Linked DNA regions of Homo sapiens: region 2 is linked to region 1. A link is a contact called in ENCODE Hi-C or POLR2A ChIA-PET data. All regions are on one chromosome and are shown on one strand. The core of a region is the stretch at or near the end of the contact, and the rest is flanking DNA. Distances in the headings are between cores, read along the strand shown. Region 1 holds the start of ERBB3 (erb-b2 receptor tyrosine kinase 3). Region 2 holds the start of MYL6 (myosin light chain 6).

Region 1 (6,405 bases), core at 937-3,436:
AATCCCCTTCCTGGCAGGATACCCCCTTTCCCAAGTTATAGTGCCAACACTTCTCCCCAGATAAGGGAGGAGCCAAGCTTTCTGCACAGGGAAGTAGTAGTGTGGGCACACACATACACACACAATGTACACACGAACACGTACACATTGGTCCTGCTGGCTCAGGAATCTATAGTTGGGTTTCCTTGCAGGAAGTATTTCAGGTGGCCCCATCTATCCCACGTGCCCATAAGTGTTTGTGCAGACTTTGTGTCTGTGCTTGGAAGGCTACAGTGTTAGAGGTAGCCCAGTTCCCTGCTACCCTGAGGGTAAAGTCCATATTACACAAACAGGGGGCAAAGGGCCTGGGCAGGAAGGGAGCACAAACAACACCTCTGGGGAGGAGCTAGGCAGCTTGGGGAGCAGGGCAGGGGAAGGGAATCATAAAAATCCCTGCTGTACCCAGGAACCGGGAGCATAGGGAGGGGCAGTGTCACAGGCCCTCCTTTGGTAGAGAGCACTAGGGGTGGGATAGAGCCAGAATCTCCAGCCCCTCCTCAACCAGAGGCCTCCCCTCCAACATCCCCCACCCCCATCACAGCCAGGACAAAGGGGCTATAGAAGGACTGAGACAGGGCCGGATGCCCAGAGGCTGCAGGACCCAGATAAAGGGTAAAGAGACCCAACCATGCCTGCCTCCTGCCTCCCCAGGGAGGGTGGCCAGACTCTGGTACTCCTGGGTTTCTGGGTGAAGATTGCAGGAGTCTGGATGGGACAGTTATACAGTCACTCCACTGCTCCCTCCCACGCCAGTCCCCAGACCACCCCCCTCCACCAGCTGGGAGTGTTCACATCTAAAAATCCCAGGATCTAAATTTAGGCCCAGCAACTGTGAGGGAAGCACAGGTGGTTTCTTCCACTCCCACACTGGGGAAGGGGCCCTGGCTGTGCCAAACCCCAAGCTGAGATCTGAGGGGAGGGGAGGAGATCCACAGAACTTCAGTCCTCAGGTGTCCACGGTCCCAGAGACACCCCAAAGGGGTGGGCTCAGATAGCATGGGAGTCGGGGGAGGACTGGAGAAGAGCAATCCGGGGCTCTGTCTAGGGTCCTAGAGACAGTGTCAGACAATAAGCAAAATGGGGGCGGGAGGCACAAGCTGAGCCCAGGAAGGACTCCCCAAGGCAGGAGGCTTAGAAAGTAGCAGAGGTGCCCTCTTGATCCTCAGGTTGGGGAGAGAAAAGACCAGAGGCTGGACATCCTTGCCCTTACAGCTCCTGGCCCAGGGCCTTGTGTATAGTAGATGCTCAATAAATATGAGTTGTGTTGACCTGGGTCTTGACAAAGAGATGTTGCTTAAGCTCTGCTATACTGAGGAAAGGGGGCGCCAGCCTCTGTTGGGCCTCCTGCCTGATGTCACCTGAACTTGGCCCTCTGGTTAATCTCAGACCTCCCCAGGGCAGGCTCACTCACGGAAGAGGAGGTGCCGCTCCTGTTTTTCCAACACCAGAGAACAACAACCCCCTCCAACCTTCTGTAGCTCCGCCCTGTCGGCAAAACAACGAAACTAGGGGTAGCTGAAATCGGCGCGGGTGGGGGGCAGGGGGTTGGCGAGCAAACCGAGACCCTTCCCGCCAAGGCCCCCACCTCCAAGCACCTCCTGTTTACAGAATGAAGTTCCCTGCTCCCCTCCCTGCAGGGCCCCTCAGAAGTGTGAACTACTGTTTCGGCCTCAGCCTCTTCTGGGGAGACCAATTAGAGGGTCGGCGACGCTCTGGAGAAGGGTGGCGTGAGGGTCCCGGAATGCCGCCCTCGGCCGGACCACGCCGATAACCCGAGCCTGACCGCCCCTCTCCCAGGTGGTCCTGGCAAACCGGGGGCAGCACCCACAACCCCGCGCCGCCTGAGACCGTGCCCATACCCTCCGAGGCTGCGCGCACTGGGTTCCGGCTCCCAGGTGCCGAGCCCGCCGGTGCTCTCGCGCCACTTACCTGCCTGAGAGTTGCCCACCTCGGAGCCCCGGGCCAGGCTGAAAAGCAAGCCCAGCACCTGCAGAGCGTCGTTCGCCCTCATGACTCCGCAGAGGGTGAAGGGAGCCCAGCCAAGTCCGGCCCGGGGGCCCCTAGGCTAGGACATCGAGGCAAGAGCCACCTGAACCGCTGGCGAATTGGTGGCTGCTGCGGCGACGGCAGCGGAGGTTGCAAATTGCAATCGGAGCCGGAGCCGGAGTCCGGGGAGGGATGGCAGGGGAGGGGTGTGTGTGTGTGAGAGAGAGAGAGAGAGGGAGGGAGGAACGCAGAGGGAAGGGGGTGAGTCACGGCCGCGCCCCCTCCCGCGCGAGGCTGGAGTAGGGATTGCGGAGCCTCGGACCGCCTGCCCCGAGCGTGCCACGCCCCGCGGTCCCGCAACTTGGCGGAGCAGATCGAGGATGGGGCTCACCCTAATTTTTCTGCAGGAGATAGGCCAAGGGGAGGTCGAGATTCCGAAAGCCCCCAGATCCAGGGAAGGGTAATGAATGAGGGAGTGGAAAGCTCTCCAAAGCCCTGCCCCCTGAAAGTTGGCCTCGCCCATTAACCAAATCACTCAACTCCCCTAGCCGGTTGGTTCACTTGGTGGATTTTCTCTCAGAATGTGAATATTTCTCTCTGTGTGTTTTTGAGGGGGAGGGTGTTTTTTGCCTCACGTCCAGGCCACCTCAGTTTCTCCCAGACTCGAAACCCCATAATTCATCCACCCAGCCCAGGAACCCGAGCCACAGAGACCGCGTGAAATTGCACTGTCTCTGGCCGCTTCCTCCTCCAGACCCGGCGCCGGCCGGGCCTCTCCCGGGGATTTGGATGGGGGGCGGGGGTGGTTTCCAGCCTGGGAACAGACCCCGGAGCCCGCCTTTCCACTTCTACCCCGGGAGGGGCTCCCGCACCTGTCGCCGTCCCCTCTGCTGCCCCCCACGGCCGCCTGGGAGAACAGCTGCCTCCCCTTCCACACTGGAGTCTGGCCGCACCGTCCGGGCGGCCGCAGTTCCCGCCGCTCTTCTGGGGACCCAGATGGGCACACACCAAGGCGCTTACACCCTCCCAGGTGCCTTCCAAGTCCAGGCTCTCGCAGGAAAGGGGATGGGGCAGTGAAGTGGGACGCGGAGAGGACACTAGAGACTGCGTCCACGAATGGCGTGGACCTCTGGAACCTCCCCCACCAGCTGCCCGGACCTGGCCAGAGGCGGTCGGGCTCCCTGCGGGTTGCTGCCCAAAGCCCTGCTAGTCCCGGGACGGATCCGACCGGCGCCGCCTGGTGCCCATCCGTGGCAGTGGAGTCCCAGACGGCCTTGCATTTCAAATCCCTTAAACTGGTATTCGGGATCTCGCCCGGAGAGCCTAGTTGTTTTCTCCAGAACTTCAAGCCTGAAGACTTCGAAAACAGTTGAGCCTTGATAAAGAAAAATTTCACCCCTCACACCTAGCAAAGACTACCGGCTAACATTCCTTAAACATGCTCCCTATTGATATGCAACCTAGAGGGCCTGTTCTCTACTGGAGAATCTCCGCTTTGGGGAGGTTGGCTTTCTCCAGACCATGTGTATAGTAGTCATAATAATAATAGCAACAACAAAACCATTAACATATACAAACATTTCCATATATCATTTCATTTACAAAGTATGTCCTCAAACTTAGTGCCTTAGAGAATGTGTCACTTAACATAAAAATTATATGATTTAGGCAATATAACTCCCCATTTTACAGAACTAGAAGTGTGTGACCTCTCCAAGGTCATCCACCTGGTGACAGTGGTTGAGGTGATCAGGTGATTGGGAGGTGGGGCTCAGACTTTTACCTAGGGTTTCTTTCTCTCTTTTTTTTTCTTTTCTTTTTTTTTTTTTTTGAGACAGAGTTTCGCTCTTGTTGCCCAAGCTGGAATGATCCACCTGCTTCAGCCTGCCAAAGTGCTGGGATATCTTCCATCTTAAAAAACAAAACATTCGGCTGGGCGCGGTGGCTCATGCCTGTAATCCCAGCACTTTGGGAGGCCGAGGCGGGCAGATCACTTGAGGTCAGGAGTTCGAGACCAGCCTAGTCAACATAGTGAAACACCGTCTCTACTAAAAATACAAAAATTAGCTGGGCATGATGGTGGGCACCTGTAATCCCAGCTACTTAGGAGACTGAGGCAGGAGAATCGCTTGAACCCGGGAGGTGGAGGTTGCAGTGAGCTGAGATTGCATCACTGCACTCCAGCTTGGGCGACAGAGTGAGACGCCATCTCAAAACAAAAACAAAACATTGTTTTGTTTGACCTCATGGCCTTCTGGTCTGTTGCTTTTTTTTTTTTGACACGGAATCTTGTTCTGTTTCTGTCACCCAGGCTGGAGTGCAGTGGCCTGATCTCAGCTCACTACTGAGTTCAAGTGATTCTCCTGCCTCAGGCTTCCAAGTAGCTGGGGCTACAAGGCGTGCGCCACCAAGCCCGGCTAATTTTTTGTATTTTTAGTAGAGATGGGGTTTCACTGTGATGGCCAGACTAGTCTCTAATTCCTGACCTCAGGTGATCCACCCACCTCAGCCTCCCAAAGTGCTGGGATTACAGGTGTGAGCCACCACACCTGGCTTTTTTTCCTTTTTTTGAGACAGGATCTCCCTCTGTCACCCAGGCTGGAGTGCAGTGGTGCAATCATGGCTCACAGCAGCCTCAACTTCCCAGGCTCAGGTGATTCTCCCACTTCAGCCTCCCTAGTAACTGAGTCTACAGGTGGGCACCAAAATGTCTGGCTACTTTGTTTATTTGTTTGTTTGTTTTTGAGATGGAGTCTCGCTCTGTCACCCAGGCTGGAGTGCAATGGCGTGATCTCAGCTCACTGCAACCTCTGCCTCCTGGGTTCAAGGCATTCTCCTGAGTTTCGCTTTTGGTGCCCAGGCTGGAGTGCAATGGCTCGATCTTGGCTCACTGCAACCTCTGCCTCTTGGGTTCAAGCTATTCTCCTGCCTCAGCCTCCTGAGTAGTTGAGATTACAGGTGCCTGCCACAACACCTAGCTAATTTTTGTATTTTTAGTAGAGACGGGGTTTCACTGTGTTGACCAAGCTGGTCTTGAACTCCTGACCTTGGGCAATCCACCCACCTCGGCCTCCCAAAGTGCTGGGATTACAGGCATGAGCCACCACACCTGGCCTTACCATCTGGCCTTACCTAGGATTTCTTTATTATTTTTGTATGATATGGAGATGCGGGGGTGGGGGTGGGGGTCTGGCTATGTTGCCCAAGCTGGTCTTGAACTCCTGGCCTCTGCAATCCTTCCACCTCAGTTTACCCAAATTGTTAGGATTTCAGATGTGAACCATGCCTGGCCTTACTTAGGATTTCTTACTGTTCTACTGAGACTGGAGCTTCATGTGTTCAGATTCACACTCCCATCAGACAACAGTGCTGATACTACTTAAGGGTCTCCACTCCTACCTACCCTCCCCCACATTAAAGGGCCTTTCATTTTATTACTCACTCAGCTCCAGCTCAACCTGGTATTCAGGGTCCGAGTTCTGAAGGAGAAAAATCTTCCTTGGTTTCCTTGTTTATACACTGTTGTATCTACTTATAAGACTGTTGATTGGTCCCTCCCCCTCCCCCTCCCCCTCCCCCTCTCCCTCTCCCCACGGTCTCCCTCTCTTTCCACGGTCTCCCTCTCATGCGGAGCCGAAGCTGGACTGTACTGCTGCCATCTCGGCTCACTGCAACCTCCCTGCCTGATTCTCCTGCCTCAGCCTGCCGAGTGCCTGCGATTGCAGGCACGCGCCGCCACGCCTGACTGGTTTTGGTGGAGACGGGGTTTCGCTGTGTTGGCCGGGCCGGTCTCCAGCCCCTAACCGCGAGTGATCCGCCAGCCTCGGCCTCCCGAGGTGCCGGGATTGCAGACGGAGTCTCGTTCACTCAGTGCTCAATGGTGCCCAGGCTGGAGTGCAGTGGCGTGATCTCGGCTCACTACAACCTACACCTCCCAGCCGCCTGCCTTGGCCTCCCAAAGTGCTGAGATTGCAGCCTCTGCCCGGCCGCCACCCCGTCTGGGAAGTGAGGAGTGTCTCTGCCTGGCCGCCCATCGTCTGGGATGTGAGGAGCCCCTCTGCCTGGCTGCCCAGTCTGGAAAGTGAGGAGCGTCTCCGCCCTGCCGCCATCCCATCTAGGAAGTGAGGAGCGCCTCTTCCCGGCCGCCATCACATCTAGGAAGTGAGGAGCGTCTCTGCCCGGCCGCCCATTGTCTGAGATGTGGGGAGCGCCTCTGCCCCGCCGCCCCATCTGGGATATGAGGAGCGCCTCTGCCCGGCAGCGACCCCGTCTGGGAGGTGAAGAGCGTCTCTGCTCGGCCGCCCCGTCTGAGAAGTGAGGAGACCCTCTGCCTGGCAACCACCCCGTCTGAGAAGTGAGGAGCCCCTCCGTCCGGCAGCT
Region 2 (6,258 bases), core at 3,502-6,001, 78 kb before region 1:
TTCGAGTTCATTCGTACTAATAATCCCTCCTGCGGCTTCCTCATTGTTGCTGTTTTAGGCCACCCCAGCTCAGCCAATGATTCCTTTCCCTCTGAATGTCAGTTTTGTTTTTAAAAGTCACTTGCTTAGTTGATGTCAGCGTATGTGTATTTGGTGGGGAAAACCTAATTTCGGGGATTTCTGTGGTAGGTAATAGGAGAAGAAAGGGCACTGGGGGCTGTTCTCCTTCCTTCCCTGGGCTGTATCCATGGACTCCTGGAAGGCACAGAGAAGGGAGCTATAAGAGGATGTGAAGTTTTAAAACCTGAAATTGTTTTTTAAAGCACTTAAGCACCTCCATATTATGACTTGGTGGGTCACCCCTTAGCTTCCTCCCTCTCCCACCAAGACTATGAGAACTTCAGCTGATAGCTGGGGGCTCCCCAGATGAGGATGCAGGGATTTGGGAGCAGTGGAAGAGGGTGCCCAACCTTGGGTTGGACCAACCCTTGGCTCGCAGCTCAACTCTGCTTCCCGCATTCCTGCTCCACGTGTCCCAGCTTCTCCCCTGTGACGGGAAGGCAGGTGTGACTCCAGGCTCTGCACTGGTTCTTCTTGGTTCCTCCCACCAGGCCCTTTGTTCCTCATGTCCCCATGTTTCTCTCCCTCTGCGTCTTAGCACCTTTCTTCTGTTCAAAGTTTTCTGTAAATTTTCTCTTTTTTTCTTTCTTTCTTTTTTTTTTTTTTATAAATTAATTTGCTTTCAGTTCCATCTTGTGGGTGCATTCTGTGTTCTTACCTGTGGCTGTCAGGCAGGGGGATTGTGATGGGAGCAGCTTTCCTGGAGTCCTTCACAGCGGCGTTTACCTGGGCCGAAAGACACTCTGCAAGCCACACGGCCTACAGACACTGCGCCTCCCCACAAAACACGAACGGCAGCACAACTGTCGAGACTATGTGCTGGTATAGGAGCAGAGGCTCTCACCTGCCCTAAAAGCTGTTTAAGACTTGGAAGGACATTCCCACAACATGGAATTTTGTATCTCTGTCCCTTCAGAAGTAGTGGTTTCACTCCTTCCCTTATTAGAGAGGAGGCAAGCCCCTTACCTACTTTTGTTATAATTGGCCCTTCACCCTGCTGAGGTGACGGACAGGCTTAGGCAGTGCTAATAATGGCCTGGCTTTAGCTCCAATAAACACTCCACAGGCTTCCCCACAAAAGGCCTTATTGGGAGCTTGGGAGGGCGGGGGCCAGATTTAAGGAGCTGGAAGGGTAGGAGAAGACAGCCTGATATGGAATGGAACAGGGATGGCCAGCCTTAGTCCTACTGGGATCTATGGCTTTCCTAATCTCCCAAGAGGTAGCTTGTGTAAGATGGATGAATGGGGCCAGTAGTTTTTAAATGAAGCCCAGATGGCTAGTACAGGGCCTCCCCCAGCTTTCCTCAACCCCTGCACCATTGATTGACCTTGGACTCTGCCTCAGGGCAGAAATCATCACCATCTCACCTTCTTCCCCTTTACCCTGTTCAGGAAAGAAAGAACCGAACCGAGGGCCCAGAGAGCAAGTTTATTTGGTGAATGCTGACGGCAAACATCATCCAAGAGAGACAAGATGGGAAAGTTGCTGAGACAAGAAAGCCTAGGGAAACTTTAGGCTAGATACAAAATTCACACAGGGAAAGGCACGGACTCTGGGGAGACTGGGAAGGTCCTCAGCCATTCAGCACCATGCGGACGAGCTCTGTGGAAAGGAAAGGTGGGATGAGCCAGGGAACAGGGCTGTGGAGGGGTACGCCAAGGGCCAGGGGACTACCAGACTGCAAAGGTAGCATAAGCGGGAACATGCCCACAGCAACCAACCCTGGGGTCAGTTTGCAGAGGAGCCACCTTGAGTCTGACCAGTTCTCCATGCCCCTAGCTCCCCTCCCAGCAGCTGTTAGTCCCCCACCCAAACCTAAGCAGCAAGAACACAGCAGAGGCAGAAAAGTTCTCCACTACACCTACAGCTACTGTCAGCCACTGGCGGGAGGAGAGGACAGAGTTTTGGGTTAGGGTACCTCCAAGCTGCCCAGCGAGGGAAGGGGAAAGGACTGTTCAGCTATAGCAGCAGAATGGGGCAGGCAACCCATACCCCTCTATGCCAGCTACCCATGCTCCAGGGCCAGAAGGTCACCCTAAAGCAAGACTGGTATACAGGCTGGTGAGAGTTCCCAGACACCAGCACCCAGGGCCGCATAAGTAAAACCTCAGGGCCCATTCTAGAGGTAAGGAGGTACTGTACCCCCAGGTTGTCTTCCTCTTTGAGGAATCCCTCCCCTCCCTAGTCAGCTCCATGCAGAAACATGCCAGGAGGAAGTCAGATGGTAGTAGGGTAAGGGCAGGGGATAAAGAGCACAGGTTGGGGAAAAAAGAAACACTGGGGAGATCAACTAGAGGAGAGGCTGGGAGGAGCCGTACCCGCCCCATGGGCCCGTCACCCCGACAGGATATGCCTCACAAACGCTGCAGGAAGGAAGAGACATTCATGGTGAAGACAAGACAAAGACATGGGGTGAGGGGTCAGGCAGTGGGGACAGACATTCCATTATTTCACTTCTCATTCCTTCCCACCCTCTACAATACTACCCCCTTCCTTTCCTGTTATACCGCCCTGACCTCCCACTCCTGGGCTGGGCTGGGCAGGGCCCTGCACCTTGCCTCCTGGCTCTTTTTGGAGCCCAAGTCCAGGGATAGGGAAAGCCCCAGACACTATACTTGACCTGCCCCATATGGCTGCTTTCTCTGAGAAAGCGCAGTTCACCTCTTACCTTCATAGTTGATACAACCATTGCTGTCCTCATGCCCTGCCACCAGCATCTCTACTTCTTCCTCTGTCATCTTCTCACCTGCAGGGGGAAAGAAAGCATTTTTGGAATTGGGTGACAAGTGAGGTACCTCAGGGTGCCATCTCAGCTCAAGGACAAGGACACAGAACCTTACCCAGTGTGACAAGAACATGCCGGATTTCAGCACCCATGACGGTGCCATTTCCTTCCTTGTCAAACACCCGAAGTCCTTCGACATAATCCTCATAGGTGCCCTGGTCCTTGTTCTTGGCCACTGTCTGCAGCATGGGCAGAAAGTGCTCAAAGTCCAGCACCTTCACATTCATCTCTGCCATAAAGGAGGTGGAAGTGTCAGGCCAGAGAAGTAACACAAGTTCTCAGGACAGGGGATTATAGAGACCTCAACTGAACAGAGAGATGACAGATGACTCCCCACTAAAAGCAAGGAAATCCATGGGATTTGCTAATCCAGACTTGCTTGAGTTTGGGGCCTATGAAGATAAAGGGAAGCTCTTAGCTGAAGAACTGTGGGCCCATGACCACACTGAGGAGTTGTTCTTTAGGCCCCTCACCATCACTCTTGGGGTTCCCCAGGACCTTGAGCACCTCGGCGTTGGTAGGGTTCTGGCCCAGGGCCCTCATCACATCCCCACACTGGCTGTACAGGATCTTGCCATCACCTGTTCGGTCAAACAGCTGGAAGGCCTCCTTGAACTCTGAGGATTCAGATGAATGTCAACACAGGATTTGAGGGTTAATCCAAACCCTACCTCAGAGCTCTGCTGCCCATTCAACTTTGATCATGCTGAGGAAACGAGATATCTGCACCAAACTGTACACCAAAGTCTACTTAAGAGGGCTCTATTTCTCTTCCTCCCAACTCAAGTGTTCTATATAGAGGCTTCCTCCCCTTCTGGCAGCCTGGTAACATCCATTTACACAACCCCTCTGCCTGCGGCAGGCCTGCCAATCTCCACTGCTGCTACTACACTTCTCAGGGCAGGAATTCGCCACCGCCCAGTCTCAGTCCTGTCCTTATAAGGAAGTGGGAGCAGCAGCCTGGGACTAGGGTCATCCCAACCTGCCACTTCGCACCCCTCCAGTATAAAGAGAACTTCCAGAGGGTATAGCTACAGTCATATCCTTAGCAAACTCCCCTGTCTTGTCCCCATCTGCACAGAATATCAGGTCACTGCTCTACAATCTTCACAACTGCAAGCTGGGAGGGCGGGGACAGTTATCACAAGAGGAGAAAAGAGGCAGAAGTAGCTGATTAAAGGACAAAGGAAAGCAGGCAGCTTTATACACCCTCCCGAGACCCCACACACAGCAGGCATTAAGTGACCAAGTTTTTTCACATACCCACACCACCTAAAACTCACCCAGTGCTTGGGATCAGATCTAGAGTGGAAGGGGAGGGAGGAAGAAAGTGAGAAAAGAAAATGGAGGATCCAGAAGAAGAGAAAATAATCCAGGGGGTAATCTCATGGGGGTGCTAAAGAGATGACAGATTAAGATTAGAGGATAGGTGCTGGGGGGAGGGTGTCCCTCTCCCTAAGGGTGACCTCGGTAGGGATCAGAGATAACCTACCTGCGGTCTGGTCTTCGGTGAAGTCACACTGCTCAGAGAAGAGGGAAGTGGTCAGCATCTGAACGCCAATCCCCCGAGTTTCTATCCCAGCCCCACAAACTCTGACCCACAAACTCTGACCCACAAACTCCTGTTTCAGGCTGCAGACTCGCTTCCCCGCAGGGCCCCAGTCTTTCCAACCCCACCTCCAACCTTTCGGGTCCTCAGATTCCCTTTGCCTCCTACCCCTGCCTTCTCCTCGCCCCCCACCCGTCTCTTCCTGCCTCTCGTCCCCAATCCTGCCCGTCTCCCAAGACCTGGGCCCCACCATCTTGACTGCTCAGCTCTCCGGGACCTTTTCCTGCAGTAATGGCTCCGACTCTCGGCCCAACCCTAGTCTTAGTACGTCCCGATGACGTCACCCTCAGAGGACTCAGCCAATAGGAACCGTGGCCTGGGTTTATGCAGACGATTGCTACATTAGTAATGACTTGGGCGGGGTCCGCTGTTCCTTTCTCCAGCGCCACCTGGGCACAGAACCCGCTCGGAGGTGGGGGGGGTCGTGGGGGGAGGTGGGGGGGCGGGGGTCGTGGGGGGACGTGGGCTGGGGCACAATGAATCTGCACCTCCCAACAGCAGGAAGATCAGAGGATTGGAAGAGGAGAGAGCCCTCTTTTCCCGCCCTCTCCTCCTAGCACCCTCCCCGTCTCCCGCTGCTCCCCCAACCATGAAAAAAATAGCAGTCTGAAACCAAGAGAGGAACCCAGTCTTTATTTTGAAACAATAGGTGGCCTCCTGGTGGCTGGAACGTGCTTTCGCCTGCGGGGCCCAGTGTCCGGACCCCACTGGATCTGTGGAAAAAAACCAAAGTTGCGAAGCGCTGGAGCCCGTGCAGCAACCGGACAGCAGAATGAACTCCGCTGCTTTTCTATGTTGGCTGAGAGAAGGGCGGGAGACTTGCCTCGTAAGGCGCGGCGAAGGGGTGGGAGGGCCCTACCTGCAGCACTCAGACGCTTAGGATGTGTTTCAAGAAGGCTGCAGAGAGAGGAGGCAAGAGGGGCTTCAGAAGCAGGCCTTTGGATAATACATCTGACTCTAGGTAATCCAGGGGTGCCCCCGCCCACACGCGGCAAGACGCCAGGCTGCCCTCCTCCCTCGGCCCCGCTCCCGCTTTTTTGTCCCCTCACCCTCGTAGTTGATGCAGCCGTTGCTGTCCTCGTGTCCTGCCAGAACGGTCTCCACCTCCTCCTCAGTCATCTTCTCTCCTGAATCCCAGACACAACGTCTGAGGCCCTCCTTTCCCTCCTTCACTCACCCAGGCCACGCTTTTCCTTTTTTTTTTTGAGACGGAGTTTCGCTCCTGTCGCTCAGGCTGGAGTGCAGTGGAGCGGAGCGATCTCGGCTCACTGCAACCTCCGCCTCCCGTGTTCACGCGATTCTCCTGCCTCACCCTCCCGAGTAGCTGGGATTACAGGCGCCCGGCTAATTTTTTGTATTTTTGGTAGAGACGAGGTTTCGCCATGTTGGGCAGGCTGCTCTCAAACTCTTGACCTCAGGTCATACACCTGCCTCGGCCTCCCAAAGTGCTAGGATTACAGGCGTGAGCCACCGCGCCTGGCTTTTTCCATATATTTTTGTAAACAACAATATAAACATAACAATTGTAATTTTTTTTTTTTTTTTTTGAGATAGGGTCTCCCTCTGTCACCCAGGCTGGAGTGCAGTGACATCATCATGGCTCACTGCAACTTCCACCTCCTGGGCTCCAGTGATTCACATCGGCCTTCGAAGTAGCTGGGACTACAAGCGTGCACCACCACGCCTGGCTAATTTTTAAATTTTTTTGTAGAGACATGGTTTTGCCATGTTGCTCAGGCTGGT

The links. A loop is a pair of places that touch in the nucleus more often than their neighbours do. ChIA-PET counts read pairs that join two places held with the same protein, here RNA polymerase II (POLR2A). Pooled maps may share reads with other maps.
Region 2: a loop to region 1 is called in a pooled map, with 7 times the contacts of the local background. The contact joins the promoter of MYL6 here to the promoter of ERBB3 in region 1. A Hi-C loop is called at or near these places in 1 of 168 maps with a recorded cell type or tissue (chondrocyte) and 11 of 50 pooled maps. POLR2A ChIA-PET finds 5 or more read pairs at or near these places in 12 of 52 experiments (B cell, GM10248, H1 and 7 more).

Annotation. Positions count from the first base shown.
Region 1 is chr12:56,075,946-56,082,350 of GRCh38, reverse strand. It overlaps ERBB3 (erb-b2 receptor tyrosine kinase 3), which reads right to left and starts at 2,186. Exons shown (of 28, transcript NM_001982.4): 1 at 1,969-2,186. The coding sequence starts at 2,050. RefSeq lists enhancers at 1,539-2,529, 4,354-4,403.
Region 2 is chr12:56,156,852-56,163,109 of GRCh38, reverse strand. It overlaps MYL6 (myosin light chain 6), which reads right to left and starts at 4,751. Exons shown (of 7, transcript NM_021019.5): 1 at 4,706-4,751; 2 at 4,399-4,426; 3 at 3,380-3,523; 4 at 2,962-3,135; 5 at 2,790-2,867; 6 at 2,440-2,484; 7 at 1,531-1,723. The coding sequence starts at 4,708. The coding sequence ends at 2,456. It overlaps MYL6B (myosin light chain 6B), which reads right to left. Exons shown (of 8, transcript NM_002475.5): 6 at 5,565-5,642; 7 at 5,375-5,412; 8 at 5,128-5,228. The coding sequence ends at 5,384. MYL6B-AS1 (MYL6B antisense RNA 1) reads left to right here and starts at 4,885. Exons shown (of 3, transcript NR_186043.1): 1 at 4,885-4,927; 2 at 5,165-5,476. SMARCC2 (SWI/SNF related BAF chromatin remodeling complex subunit C2) reads left to right here. Exons shown (of 29, transcript NM_001330288.2): 29 at 1-751. RefSeq lists enhancers at 1,239-1,859, 1,860-2,482, 3,453-3,522, 3,563-3,632, 5,643-5,752 and silencers at 4,303-4,482, 4,853-5,022.